Linked DNA regions of Homo sapiens: region 2 is linked to region 1. A link is an interaction called in ENCODE POLR2A ChIA-PET data of the cell type or tissue named here. Cell type or tissue: OCI-LY7. All regions are shown on one strand. Links, peaks and the distances in the headings refer to the core of each region. The heading gives the core; the rest is flanking DNA.

What was found. ChIA-PET counts read pairs that join two places held together with the same protein. Peaks named below come from ENCODE experiments on the same cell type or tissue, not always from the same donor. Only the 100,000 strongest peaks of a DNase experiment are listed, where the experiment ranks them.
Region 2: POLR2A ChIA-PET joins it to region 1 with 8 read pairs; 2 of 35 experiments call an interaction of 5 or more read pairs at or near these places.

Annotation. Positions count from the first base shown.
Region 1 is chr6:87,653,778-87,661,681 of GRCh38, forward strand. ORC3 (origin recognition complex subunit 3) reads left to right here. Exons shown (of 20, transcript NM_012381.4): 15 at 3,129-3,205; 16 at 4,144-4,241. Among named protein-coding and RNA genes, the nearest start is that of AKIRIN2, 45 kb to the right of the region's middle. In OCI-LY7, for the core only: a CTCF peak has its summit at 2,878; a DNase peak (open chromatin) is centred at 3,234.
Region 2 is chr6:87,435,036-87,440,987 of GRCh38, forward strand. It overlaps CFAP206 (cilia and flagella associated protein 206), which reads left to right. Exons shown (of 13, transcript NM_001031743.3): 11 at 1-18. It also overlaps the pseudogene LOC100420741. Among named protein-coding and RNA genes, the nearest start is that of CFAP206, 30 kb to the left of the region's middle. In OCI-LY7, for the core only: no CTCF peak of the experiment used is centred there; a DNase peak (open chromatin) is centred at 1,576.

The DNA of each region.
Region 1 (7,904 bases), core at 1,525-5,524:
TCCTAAATTAACTGAAGCAGCCTGGCACTCTTCACTGTTGGAGGGTTACAGTTTCTCTCTTTTGCTTGACCTCCACATGATCATTTATATATCCTGAATGCTTAGGGTGTCTGATTGTATATAGGTAGCCATGTTCTGTTCCCTAAATACTAGCTTTTCATGGGCTCTTCTCTTGCTCTGTTTCTAGCACCAAAGTATGGTATTCTTTTAGTAGAACAATAACAACAATAAAATATATTGGTGTGTACGTTTTACTTTTCCCAAATTTAGGGCAATTTTTTAATGGAGTTTTGGGGGAACAGGTAGTTTTTTCATATATAATCACATAGAATTGGACATGACATGTTGAAAATATCTTATTTAAAATGTCTGTTTTAATCCTTTTTTATGTTTGGCAAGTGCTTCTTTGTCTTAAAAATCTTTTGGCTTTAGGAAACTGCTTTTGCAAAAATCTTCCCATATCTCTCCATAGCTACAATGTGAGGCACCTGATGAGTGCTCAGTCATGGAAGATGAAAGAGAATGTTTGCCTGACTAGAGTGGCCTGAGCAGCCAGAGTGAGGAAGTCATCAGCAGGCACTAAGGGATTTTCTTTCAGGTTATGTGTGGGCATTGCTCTTGCCACTGCAGCATGAACTCAACCACTCTTCAGAACACAAAAACTTTTAAGGGCTGGATGTTGGTATCATTAAGATCATTGAGTTCAGCTATATAACCAGAAACTAAAGTCTAGGAGAAGACGGCAGCTTGTTTGAGATCACACAGCTAGCTAGTGGTAGCACTCAGACCAGAGCCCATCTCTCTTAACCACTAGTTCATTGTTTTTCTGTCGCTAATTCACGATATAAATACGCCCTAATAGTGATCACTGGATCAGCAAGGGGCCAACCTTAAGTACATAAATAGGGTAAAAGGCTTAGAAAAATAGAAGGTAAATACTGTGTAAATTTCAGTCTTTTACAAAATGGGACTTATGGAGATTGCTGTAAAAATAAACTGCACATATAATTTTTTCTTCTTTTTTTGCTGGGCACCATTAACGAGGTAATCTAGATACATTTTTAATTAGAGTTCATATAATATGAGCTAGTAAACAAATTCTGTGATATGCTAGAGCTAAATAAAGGAATGCAGCTTTTGAAATGGGAAGGTCGAAGATTAAGATGATTAGTAGCCTAAAGAATAAAGAATTTTACAAATTAAAGCACAACCACTGTCTTGAAGAAATGTCTGTTATTTCCTGATTTTCAAAAGTGACTCATTATTAATAATAAACTGAAACTAAAACTCCCCACGTTGGATGAGTAGAAATATTTGGCTATATGCTATCTGTGTTCCTTAACATTTATTACATATTACAGTTTGGGTTTAAAATTACAGTTGGGAAGAGTTAAGTAGGACAGAGTGTCATATCAGATTTTTTTTGAGACAGGATCTTGCTGTGTTGTCCAGGCTTAAGTGCAGTTGTGCAGTCATAGCTCACAGTTCCCTCAGACCTCCTGGGCTCAAGTAATCCTCCTGCCTCCACCTCCTGAGTAGCTAGGACTACAGAAAAGGGCCACAACATCCAGCTGAATTTTTTTTTTTTTTTTTGGAGACAGAGTCTCCCACTGTTGTCCAGGCTGGAGTGCAGTAGCATGATAGGCTCACTGCAGCCTATACCTCCCAGGCTCAAGTGATCCTCCCATCTTAGCCTCCCAAGTAGCTGGGACTACAGGCACGTCCCACCACACTTGGCTAATTTTTTTGTATTTTTGTAGGGATGGGGTTTTTCCATGTTGCTCAGGCTGGTCTCGAACTCTTGGGTTCAAGCAATCTGCCTGCCTCAGCCTCCCAAAGTGTTGAGATTATAGGCATAAGCCCCCTCATCAGCCTAATTATTATTATTATTTTTTTTTTTTTTAAATAGAGACAGTGTCTCACTATGTTTCCCAGCCTGGTCTCGAACTCCTTGTCTCAAGTGATCCTCACACCATGGCCTCCCAAAGTGCTGGGATTATAGGAATGAGGCACTTCATTCAGCCCATATTAGATATATTTCAAAGGCATATTAGGTTTATTAACATGTAGCAAACTACATGTTAATGACATGGGACAAAGAATCTAGTAGACATTTTAACCTTTAGTTATGTCTTTTTTGAACCAGAAATTAGCTGTAGCTAAAAAGCAGTTTATTCTTTAAGCCAATGCATATTCTCCAGCTGCATCCTCCTGTCATAGTTTTAGGCCAAACAAACCATGTGTGTGGGGTTCACAAAACCCAACCTGCACTTGAAGAAGAATATGAGAGCATTATGCTCTCTAGAAGGAGCACAGCTGTACATTTAAGCAGTTATGGTTTTCTTTCCCTTTGCTAAAGAACCATGATGCACTTTATGTTTTAGTGGATTATTTCAAAACTTTTACACACTACCCTCCTCATACTCAAATTTTGTTGTTTACAATCTTGACATAATCAAAGGAAAACAGTTTTAAGTTTTTATTATTTTTTTAAAAAGCTATGTATAACATCAAAAATATTTGAGACTGGCTGGGCATGGTGGCTCGTGCCTGTAATCCCAGCACTTTGGGAGGCCAAAGCGGGTGGATCACCTGAGGTCAGCAGTTCGAGACCAGCCTGGCCAACGTGGCGAAACCCCTTCTCTACTAAAAATACAAAAATTAGCCAGGCATGGTGGCCGGCACCTGTAATCCCAGCTACTCCGGAGGCTGAGGCAGGAGAAGCACTTGAACTGGGAGGAGGAGGTTGCAGTGAGCCAAGATGGCGCCACTGCACTCCAGCCTGGGCAACAGAGCAAGACTCCATCTGAAAAAAAAAAATTTTTTTTTTTGAGACTTTTTGCTGTTGGTTTGAGGGAGTTTTGTTAGGTTGTATTTTGTTTTGTTTTCATTGTGGTTACACTTTTAAAATTCAGTAGCTGATTTTTTGAAGACATCACTACAGCACAAGTTATATATTATTGGCCTTCAGCTTCTGTAAGAAATCATTTATCAGATGGAATCTTGATCCCTTGCCACATTAAAAAAATATATATAGGTGAAACTTTTACTTTGGAGTAGTAGAAATGTTTGTTCCCTTGACTTGGATTTACCCTCATTGATGTCTACTGGTTTTGTATTAAAAGCAGAAACCAAAGAGGAAGAAGATGCTTCTGGGTCACAGCCAAAGGGGCTTCAGAAGACAGACCTCTATCATCTTCAGAAGGTCAGGTCACTCTCTTCCCTTCCAGCTGCATCCTGTGACACTCCCTTTTTTCAGTTTGTGCTCTAGATTAACTCTGCCTGGATGTTTTTGTTTTCATTTTTAAACCACAACCAGGAACAAAGCAGACTTTTAACTCACTTCTAAGTTGAACATCCTGTTAGTCCCATTGCCATCATTACTCTACATATACACATTCTGGAACCTACTAGCTAACATAGGTGGAAACCATTCCTGTGGGCTCAGCAAGAGAAAGAGAATCAGCTAGCAATAAGAGAAAATGGGAACATGGCTGCACAAATCTGATTATTTATCTGATGTATTTTTCTGTTTGATCAAACTGAGAGATTTAAAAGAGCCTAACTAATTAGTTTTAGTTACTTTCCTTGATTTTTTAAAATGCATATTCAAGTATAGAGCAGAAATTGAGCCACAGTATATCCAATATATTCTTTTTCAGATAGTTCTAACTTTAGGATCTTGATTGTCGAAATGAAGAACCTTCTTTGTACTGTGATACCAAATTATGATAAATGTAGAGTAAAATTTCAATCTAAGTAAAATAAAACACATGGAATCTATTCTGTTAGTATGGCAAAAAGGCAAGATTTTTTTCTTTATCCTGTTAAGTCCTTTTCTTAAATGACTTAATGGACTGAATAGTGAGCACTCTGCCATGTAATTTAGTAGTAAAGTGAACTGCCCTTTTCTTCTTTCCCTAAAAATTTGCTTGTATATTATAAAGCAAAACACCTTTGAGGCGAGATTCTTGCCAGACCTTAAAAATAAAAAGAATAAACAAAACCCATTTTGATCTTTCTCTGTACATCCTGTCTTATGGAAAGGGCATCAGGTGCTTCTATAGAACTTACCAACAGAGCTCCCTCTGAGGGGTTTTCTGTCTGAGGATCACCAGAAAAGCTATGTTCTTTTATCTATAGTCCTTATTGGAAATGAAGGAGTTAAGAAGAAGTAAGAAGCAAACCAAATTTGAAGTACTCAGAGAAAATGTTGTGAACTTCATTGACTGTCTAGTGAGGTAAGTCTAAATTTAGCTCTTAAGAGCTAAAAATCATGCTGTTTTTCCAAATAACACTGGTGTCATAGCTGTCTATAGCCAATCCAGAACATTTTTCTCCTAGGTTAGGCTTTATGCTTTTCAGGTCTCTCCATCTAGCTTAGAGTTGTAATTTTTAGGCCAGGCGTGGTGGCTCACGCCTGTAATCCCAGCACTTTGGGAGGCCAAGGCTGGTGGATCACGAGGTCAGGAGATCGAGACCATCCTGGCTAACAAGGTGAAACCCTGTCTCTACTGAAAGTACAAAAAATTAGCTGGGTGTGGTGGTGGGCACCTGTAGTCCCAGCTACTCGGGAGGCTGAGGCAGGAGAATGGCATGAACCCAGGAGGCGGAGCTTGCAGTGAGCCAAGATCGTGCCACTGCACTCCAGCCTGGGCAACGGTGCAAGACTCCGTCTCAAAAAAAAAAAAAAGAATTGTAATTTTTATTCTTTTTCCATCATTATCAAGATGTCTAATCAAATGACTTAGTTCATTCTTTTAATCTCAGTTAAGAATATAGGCTTAAATTTGATCTACTTCATTAGGTCAGGTGGGGAGAGATGAGATAGAAAGTGAATGTTTCTCTTTCTAATAATAAAGTATTTGTATTACACTTTATCTTTGCTAGGAGTAAATGCTGGATCTGAGCCAAGCCCAGAAAGTAGAGCAGACTAGCCATGCTGCTCTATTTTATCCTGAAGAAAGAACATTTAATTCTAAACAATGCCAGTGCACCTCATTATCAGCACTAAATTTATGTTGAGACATGTGCTGGGTAAATTTAGAAGTCTACCAATCCAGCCTGTATTTTAAGATGTTTCCTTTTTAGGAAACCCAGATCATTCTGATTCATGGATTTCCCAAAAGTCAGCTTTATGTAGCCGTGTAAAATCACCCACCTAAGTTTGGTGGAAGTTGGGCATGCTACAGAAAAAAATGAGAAGTGTGCAAAAGAAAACGATTTAATACCTAAAAAGTGGGGCGGGGGGGGGAGAACCTGTTATCATTGTTTATTGTAATTTTTTTTTTTTTTTTTTTTTTTGAGACGGAGTCTCACTCTGTCGCCCAGGCTGGAGTGCAGTGGTGTGATCTTGGCTGACTGCAACCTCCGCCTCCCGGGTTCAAGGGATTTTCCTGCCTCAGCCTCCCGAGTAGCTGGGATTACAGGCATGTGCCAACAGGCCTGGCTAATTTTTGTATTTTTAGTAGAGACGGGGTTTCACCATGTTGGTCAGGCTGGTCCTGAACTCCTGACCTCATGATCCACCCACCTCGGCTTCCCAAAGTGCTGGGATTACAGGCGTGAGCCACCGCGCCCGGCCCTGTTTATTGTAATTTTTAATGGCAGTTTAAACCCAACAGCAGGCTAGGCACTGAATAAAGTACTGAGAAAATAGCAGCACAATTATTAAAGAGAAAGAGTGCTTTTCTGACAAATTACATGTCTTTTCTGAAAGTGAAAAGCTTAGTTTTCCAGAATAATGTGGGGACAGAGTCATTGTTCCTAGTCATTGGGGAGAAATTGCTAATGCCATGAAAAGGTCCAAAACGATCAACCAAGGCCGGGCGCATTGGCTCACGCCTGTAATCCCAGCATCTTGGGAGGCCAAGGTGGGCAGATCACTTGAGGACAGGAGTTTGAGACCAACCTGACCATCATGGTGAAACCCCGACTCTACTAAAAATACGAAAAATAGCTGGGCATGGTGGCGCACACCTGTAATCCTAGCTACTTGGGAGGCTGAGGGAGGAGAATGGCTTGAACCCGGGAGGCAGAGGTTGCAGTGAGCTGAGATCGCACCACTGCACTCCAGCCTAGGCAACAGAGCAAGACTCCATCTCGAGAAAAAAAAAAAAAGTGATGAACTGCAATATTGGCCAAATACTGGTCAAAAATTACATAGAACCCACAGAGTTAACCTTGCCCTACTGGGCTTTCCTGTTCTTGTAGAGTCTAGCCCCAAACTCTTGACTCTTCCCTTTTACCAGGCAGTGAACATGGTAGTCACTAAAAATAATTTTGCAATGTGATTTGCCAATTTTAGGCCAAATGTCAGGTTCCAGAGTTCTTACAAATTCCAAATTGTAGGCTCTGAAATCACATCAGCCGTTTCCCTGTCATGATCCTTCACCTAATATGTCTGACTTTTTACCTTTCTGAGCAGTTGTTGAAATAATGCTCAGTATAATTAAATGTGTTTTGTTGTAAAATCACAAAATCTTCCATACTAGGATTTAGTGTCTTTACCAAGATTGTCCCAGGAGGGAAGAGATTAGAATTGTAGCATGTTAAAGCTAAAAGAGACCTGAAGAGTCAGCCCTGTGGCAGCTAAAGGCCAGAGAGGGGCTGTGACTCATGCAAGGTCACACAGTCTCATTCTCCTGACATCTGCCAAAAGGCCCTCTCCATTTCTCTACACTGCCCTCAACAGCCACACCACAGATGTCTGGGCAGAGCTTGGAGTTATGGAGAAAGGATGTCCTTTAAAGACAAATATAAGCAGGAGACTTCAGGAGGCAGAGTTCACAGTATACCATGAGCAGCTCTTGGCAAAAATACTGGCAGGCAAGAATAAGTTGCCAGATCTTGAGAGATGAGAATAAATTGCCACTTTCTAAGTTACTGTTTTTGCCAATAGCAAGCTTCAACTTTGTAGCCCTTGTTGATACTAATTCCTCCAGTTCCTTCAGAACCACCTCTTTCAGGGAAGGCCTATCATTTGTCTGGTCTGAATCCAAAATGAGCATAATGCAGTGCTTTAGTGCCAGACTCATTGCTTACTTCTTCTCACATAAATAAGTCACAGAAGTATATTTCTATGTCAATCTCCAAGTCTGCAGTCAGATAAAAATTCTAATGTATAATGTATTTTGTTACTGTTGTTGTTCAACTAATGTAGCCAGTGGAAACAAAATTAAGGCAGATATTTTATTTTTGCTCTGATGGTTCTTTGAGGATATCTAGAGAGGTCTTTTGCCTTGGGAAATGCCTGAATTTCTATATATCACATGTAAAAATGTTAAAATGTGAGGCGATAGTTTGAGTTTCTGAAGTTGACTCTATCTGATTGCCTTGTTAGATATCCAATCCTTATTACATAGCAGGGACTGCAACAAGATCTTTTAATGACAGCCATGTATAATGATTGGGAAATAACTGCCTGAGGTTAGTGTAGGAAGAGTTTATGGTCAGAAATTACAAATTGGTAGCCAGCCATCACAGAAACTATTTCCTGAAGCTACAGCTAAGTTAACTTAACCTTGAGTAATTAAGATGTTAACAGTATCTGAGGTATAGAATATTGTTTCTTAGTGAGGATCAAGTCAAAATCATACACTCTTTGCAAGTAAGTTTTGTTCCAGTTGACTCTGGAGAAGGAGCAGCACCTAGAATTAGAATGAGCAAGGGGTCATTAGCTCTTGAGATGGGGGAGAAAAGGAGGATGGTGAAGAGTGATGTCCATGTTGAATACCCTTTCCACTTCCTCTCTTCTTCAGAGCTCCTGGCCACATCGGGACAAAGCAAGTGTAGGGGATTTCTAGGGAGTGGTATCCTCTCCAGAAGAAGAGAAAGGATACTTGGAAGAAGGGGAATAATGTCCCCAGTGACTGGGCTGAGGTAGCTGCTTTGCTCTGCTTGTA
Region 2 (5,952 bases), core at 1-4,000, 220 kb before region 1:
TTTATTCCATATTCTCAGGTAAGCAGGGTCAATATTTTATGAATTTATGACATTTAAAAATATAGTTAATTTAAAAGTTGTATTTTGTTGTAGAATGCTTCCCAGGTCCACACAGAGAGAGTCAGATGAGGGTCTTTACAGGTTGTCTGAAAGGGATTCATATCTGAAGATGAAAACTAATTGAATCAAAGAATAATGAAAACAGGATATGGAGTCAAATTGATGAATTAGGAAATGGGGAAAATCTGAATCAGAACAACTTCATTGACTTATAAATAATTGAAGCTGCAGTATATTTCTGTATCTGAAATTGGAGGAGCTCAACACAGATAACACAGATAGTAACTTATACTCAGAGCTGCAAAACAATTTAACAGGTTTAAATTGTAGTAGTCTGAAAGGCCACAGAATGGATCTCAAGGTGGGTTTCTTGTATGTCTGTGCCTATTGATTAATTCATTCATCTTATTTAGTAAGCCACTTATTGTGTGTCAGTAATTATTCTTGGCATAAGGGATTTCATGAAACAAAACAGATAAAAATCTCTACCGGTTTGGAACTCACATTTGAATGCCGTATATTCTAATGTTCTTCCTCTTTGTCTCTCATTTTCGTTGTTCATCTCTTTTTTTGTTCTTTTTAGAGGCAAGGTCTCACTCTGTCACCCAGGATGGAGAGCACTGGCACAATCATAGCTTACTGTACCTTCCAACTCCTGGGTTCAAGGGATCGTCTTGCCTCAGTCTCCCAAGTAGCTGGGACTACAGGCAGGTGCCACCATGCCTGGCTAATTTTTTTAAAAAACTTTTTTGTAGAGATGGGGTCTCGCCATGTTGCCCGGGCTGGTCTCAAACTTGTGGCTTCAAGTTATCCTCCCGCCTTGGCATCCCAAAGTGTTGGGATTATAGGCACGAGCCACCATGCCAAGCCTGTTGTTCATCTCTTAAGTGGTCTTTCTTTCTCTCCTGTCTCTTGTTGAATTCCTCTCTTTTAAACTCACTAAAATGAAAACATTTTGAAATACATGGTTTAAAATGTCTGTTGTTTCCTTTTTTTTTTTTTTTTTTTTTAACCAAGTCTTGCTCTGTTGCCCAGGCTGGAGTGCAGTGGTGTGATCTCAGCTCACTGCAACTTCCGCCTCCCAGGTTCAAGCAATTCTCCTGTCTCAACTTTCTGAGTAGCTGGAACTATAGGCGGACACCATCACGCCTGGCTAATTTTTGTATTTTTAGTAGAGATACGGTTTCACCATGTTGGCAAGGCTGGTCTCAAACTCCTGACCTCAGGTGATCCACCCACCTTGGCCTCCCAAAGTGCTGGGATTACAGGCGTGAGCCACCACGCCCGGACTTGTTTGCTATTTTTATCAACATTTTAACTCTAAAGCAGGTGGGCTTTGTGCCATTGACCTGGCCAGCAGAGATCCAAGCAGTAAGTAGTGAGAGGACTGTTGGGCTGGTGACAGAGGAGCACAGAGGATGGTCTGAACACACAGGCAAGAAGACCAGAAACAAGCTAGGGACTAAGTCATCTGAGGAGGGTGGGGGGAAGTATGGTAGTCAGGACCATGGACAGCTCAGTTGGTGCTGCTATTCTGACATCGTGATGTGCTGTGTTCTGACATTGTGTTATTCTGACATCGTGATGACATCGTTGATGTAGCACTCCAGCTCCCCTTTCCAATGAAGCTATTCTGCAGAGTCCTAGGTTCCTACTGTTGTGATGAGAGATTGGTCTCGTCTACAGTGCCTTTCTGTATGTGAGCCAAATAGTAGGTAGGCCTACAATTTTTGTTTCCACTAAAAAGTTACTCTGAAAATGTACTAATTTAACTTCATTATAAGGCTTGTCAGTTACCCATAATCCTGCGAGGACGTGTTAATACCTCAGTTTGTAATATTTGCCAATTTGATGAATTTAAAATGGTACTTATTATTGTTTGTTTTTTTTTCTGAGACGGAGTCTTGCTCTGTTGCCCAGGCTGGAGTGCAGTGGCGTGATATCAGCTCACTGCAACCTCCACCTCCCAGGTTCAAGCAATTCTCTGCCTCAGCCTTCTGAGTAGCTGGGATTACAGGCGTCTGCCAACATGCCTGGCTAATTTTTGTATTTTTAGTAGAGACGGGGTTTCACCATCTTGGTCCAGCTGGTCTTGAACTCCTGACCTTGTGATCCACCTGCCTTGGCCTCCCAAAGTGCTGGGATTACAGGTGTGAGCCACTGCACCAGGCCCTTATTACTGCTTTATTGTGCATTTTTCTGATAGTGATGTTTAGCATTTCTTCTTATTTATCTGTTCAGGTTTCCCCTTCTGTACATTGCGTATTTATAACTTTTGCCGTTTTTTTTTCCATTTGCTGTTTCTGTTTTTAAGTTGTTGATTGGCAGTTCCTTGTCTATTCTAAATATTAATCCTTTATAAGTTATAAAAGTTGCAAATGTCTTTTCCCAGCCTGACACCTCTGTTAACTTTGTAAGTTGAATCCTTCATTGAAGACACATCTTTAATTTTAATGTAGTCATATCTATTAATTTTTTCCTTTACAGATTGTGCTTTTTTTAAAATCTTATTTTAGAAATTCTCCTCTGTCCTAGGATTATTCTTTACATTTTATTTTTATTTTATTTTTATTTTTTTGAGACAGAGGCTCACTCTGTAGCCCAGGCTGGAGTGCAATGACATGAACATGGCTCACTACAGTGTTGACCTCCTGGGTTGAAGCAATCCTCTTGCCTTGAGCTTTTGTGTAGCTGAGACCACACAGGCATGCACCAACCATGCCTGGCTAATTTTTTTTTTTTTTTTTTTTTTTTTTAGTTTTAGTTTTTCTAGAGACGGTGCCTCACTTTGTTGCTCAGGCTGGTCTTGAACTCCTAGGCTCAAGCAATCCTCTTGCCTCAACCTCCCAAAGTGCTGGGATTAAATGTGTGAGCCACCACATCCAGCCCATTTTCTTCTTTTTAAATTGTCAATCTATATAACAGATACTCTCTAAAAGGAAATGATATTTGTTCAGGACCAGGCACTGCAATGGGAATACACTTGCCATAGTAAACCATGTGTGTATTAAGAGAGGTAAAGAAAGACAAAGTCTGTTAAGGGAAAAATTAGGAGGATTACATAATTGTTTAAGATAATTATCCTGACCAGGCGTGGTGGCTCACGCCTGTAATCCCAGCACTTTGGGAGGCTGAGGCGAGTAGATCACAAGGTCAGGAGTTCGAGACCATCCTGGCCAACATGGTGAAAATCTGTCTCTACTAAAAATACAAAAATTAGCTGGGTGTCTTGGCACATGCCTGTATTCCCAGCTACTCGGGAGGCTGAGGCAGGAGAATCGCTTGAACCAGGGAGTCAGAGGTTGCAGTGAGCTGAGATTGCATCACTCCACTCCAGCCTGGCAACAGAGCGAGACTCTTGTCTCAAAAAAAAAAAAAAAAAAAGATCATTATTCTTGGCTTAGTTGGACAGGCAGTTGCTGGGCAGATGTCATCACAGAAATATTTTTTCTGTGTAAAGTTGTGGTGGCCTTTGTGCAGGATTGTGTTTTTTGGAGAGTCTTTTGTGATAATTTTTATTGGGGATTTGCCACAAGAGCCCTTCCTTCATGGCCGATTTGCCACAAGAGCCCTTCCTTCATGGCCGTCCCTGGCTCTATTTGTCAGAGTTTTTAACACAAGTGACAACATTTTTATTCTGACAACTTTCACACAATTTATTTTTTACATTGAGATCTTTAGTCTATTTGGAGATAATAAAGGATTCTAATTTTATTTTTCTTCATGTAGTAAGCCAGTTTTCCTAACACGATTTACTAAATAATGTAAATGTATTTCCCACAAAATACAGTGCACCTCTATTGTATTAACAACTTTCATATGAAATAGGTTTGTTTCTAGGCCTTCTATTCTGTTGCATTGGTCTATTTATCATCTCTATCCTAATACCACACTGCTTTAATTACTATTGCTTTGAAATGTATTTTATTATCTGATAAGGAAGCTCTCTTCTTTGCCTTTTAGTTTTCAAAATTTTCCATGTAAGTTTCTTAATGAATTTGCTAAGTTTCCCCAAAAAATCTTACTGGAATTTTAACTGGAATTGCATTAAACTAATGAAATAATATGTGGGGGAATTTACATATTTATTATATTGGATTGTCCCATCAATAAAAATACCATTTGCATAGTGTTTTTTCCTATGGTAGTTTCATTAATTATGCCTTCATAAAACTTGATGGATTTAGTTATATTTTATTCTCTACCTATTTCTAAAATAGTAGTTGAGTTTTTGCCATTCATGTATGTATTCCTAAATAATATATTTCTGTGAAATGACCTCATTTTGCCCAATTTTCTGTTAGTTGATTTCTCTTTATCTTAGTGATTTGCAGGAAGTGTTTTTTCAAAATTGTATTTTGCTTATGAATTCTTTGTTAAATATATGTTTTGAAGATATGTTTTCTTAGTTTGTAGCTTATGTTTTCATTCTTTTTGTGGTGTCTCTTGATGAACAAGTCTTTTATTTTAATGTGTAATTTGTCATTATTTTTTCTTCATGTCTTGTTTAAGAAGTTCTTACGTATTTTGAGATCACGAAAATATTCTTACCTTTTTTTAAAAGAAATATGTTTTGTCTATTATGTAGAGCCTTTAGTCCACTTGGATTTTATTTTTGTTTGTGGTGGGAGGTAAAGATCCAATTTTATTTTTTTCCCATTTGTAGTGAAATTGTCGTAGACCATTTGTTTAATAGTCTCTCCTTTCCTCACTGATCTACAGTGTCTTATCAATAACCACAGGCTTAGTTTTGCACTCTCTATTATGTTCAGTTATTCAATTTTAAAAAAAATCCTATACTGATATCTTCAATAGCTTTATAAGTCTTGATATCTGGTAGAGTAAGTTTTCACATTCTTTCTTCTCCGAAAAGTCTTGTCTGTACTAGAATCTTTACTTTTATAAATTTGAGAAGTACATAATGAAGTTCCATTAAAAACCCTTGAAGGAATACTGATTGAAATTGCCTTGTATATGTAGGTTAGTATGAGAAGAATAGACATTTTTACAACATTGAGTCTCCCTATCCAAAGCATCAATGTAGTTTTATAATATTTCCTATCAAAGAATTGCACATTTTTTGGTTAGATTTATTTGTAGGGACTTTATATTTTTTGTTGCTATTTTAAATGCTGTTGATGCTTAGGATTGAATTTTAGTTCATTATTGCTTATATTATGGAAATGCAGTTTAATTTCTGCATATTGATTTTATATTCAGCAACCTTAATAAACTCCCTTACTAATTCTAATAATTGATATTTGAGAGTCTATTGATATTTAGAGTCTGTTAGTTTTTTTTTCTTAATGTGGGCCATCACAATATATGCAAATGATAATTCCTTCCCCTAGACTTTGTATTTTTTTTAACGCGATATTGCTTTATTACAGGAGGTGAGTGTTGTTGTGGGGAGCGAGGGCATCATGGTGAAGAAATAAATCAGAGGACTGCAAATGCAGGGAGCGATAATGTTAAAATCGTAATATGCAAAATGAACAATTGCAATCATTTTCTTAAGACTCAACTCATAGATGGAAAATTTTAATTGCTAATGCAGAAAGCATCTGTATGAAGTAGAAACTGGTTTTGATAACATAAGTAGAGAATATCTAGAAAATGGAGGTAAATTAGATGTAAAATTCTGGCAGCAATGTAATGTCCCCAGTGGTAAGGCTGAGGCCAGCATCTAATGAGGATGAAAGTTCTGTAGGGAATTTTGGGTGGTACTTGGAGAAATATTACACTATGCGTAAACCAAGCTGAATTGCTTTCACAAGTGTTAAGAAGTATCATATAGTAAAAGGTTTGTTTGTTTTTTCTACAAGCACTCCATTTTCACAGCAAGAGTGGTACAGAATACTTAAACAAGGAAGAGAGTATTCATGGAAGATA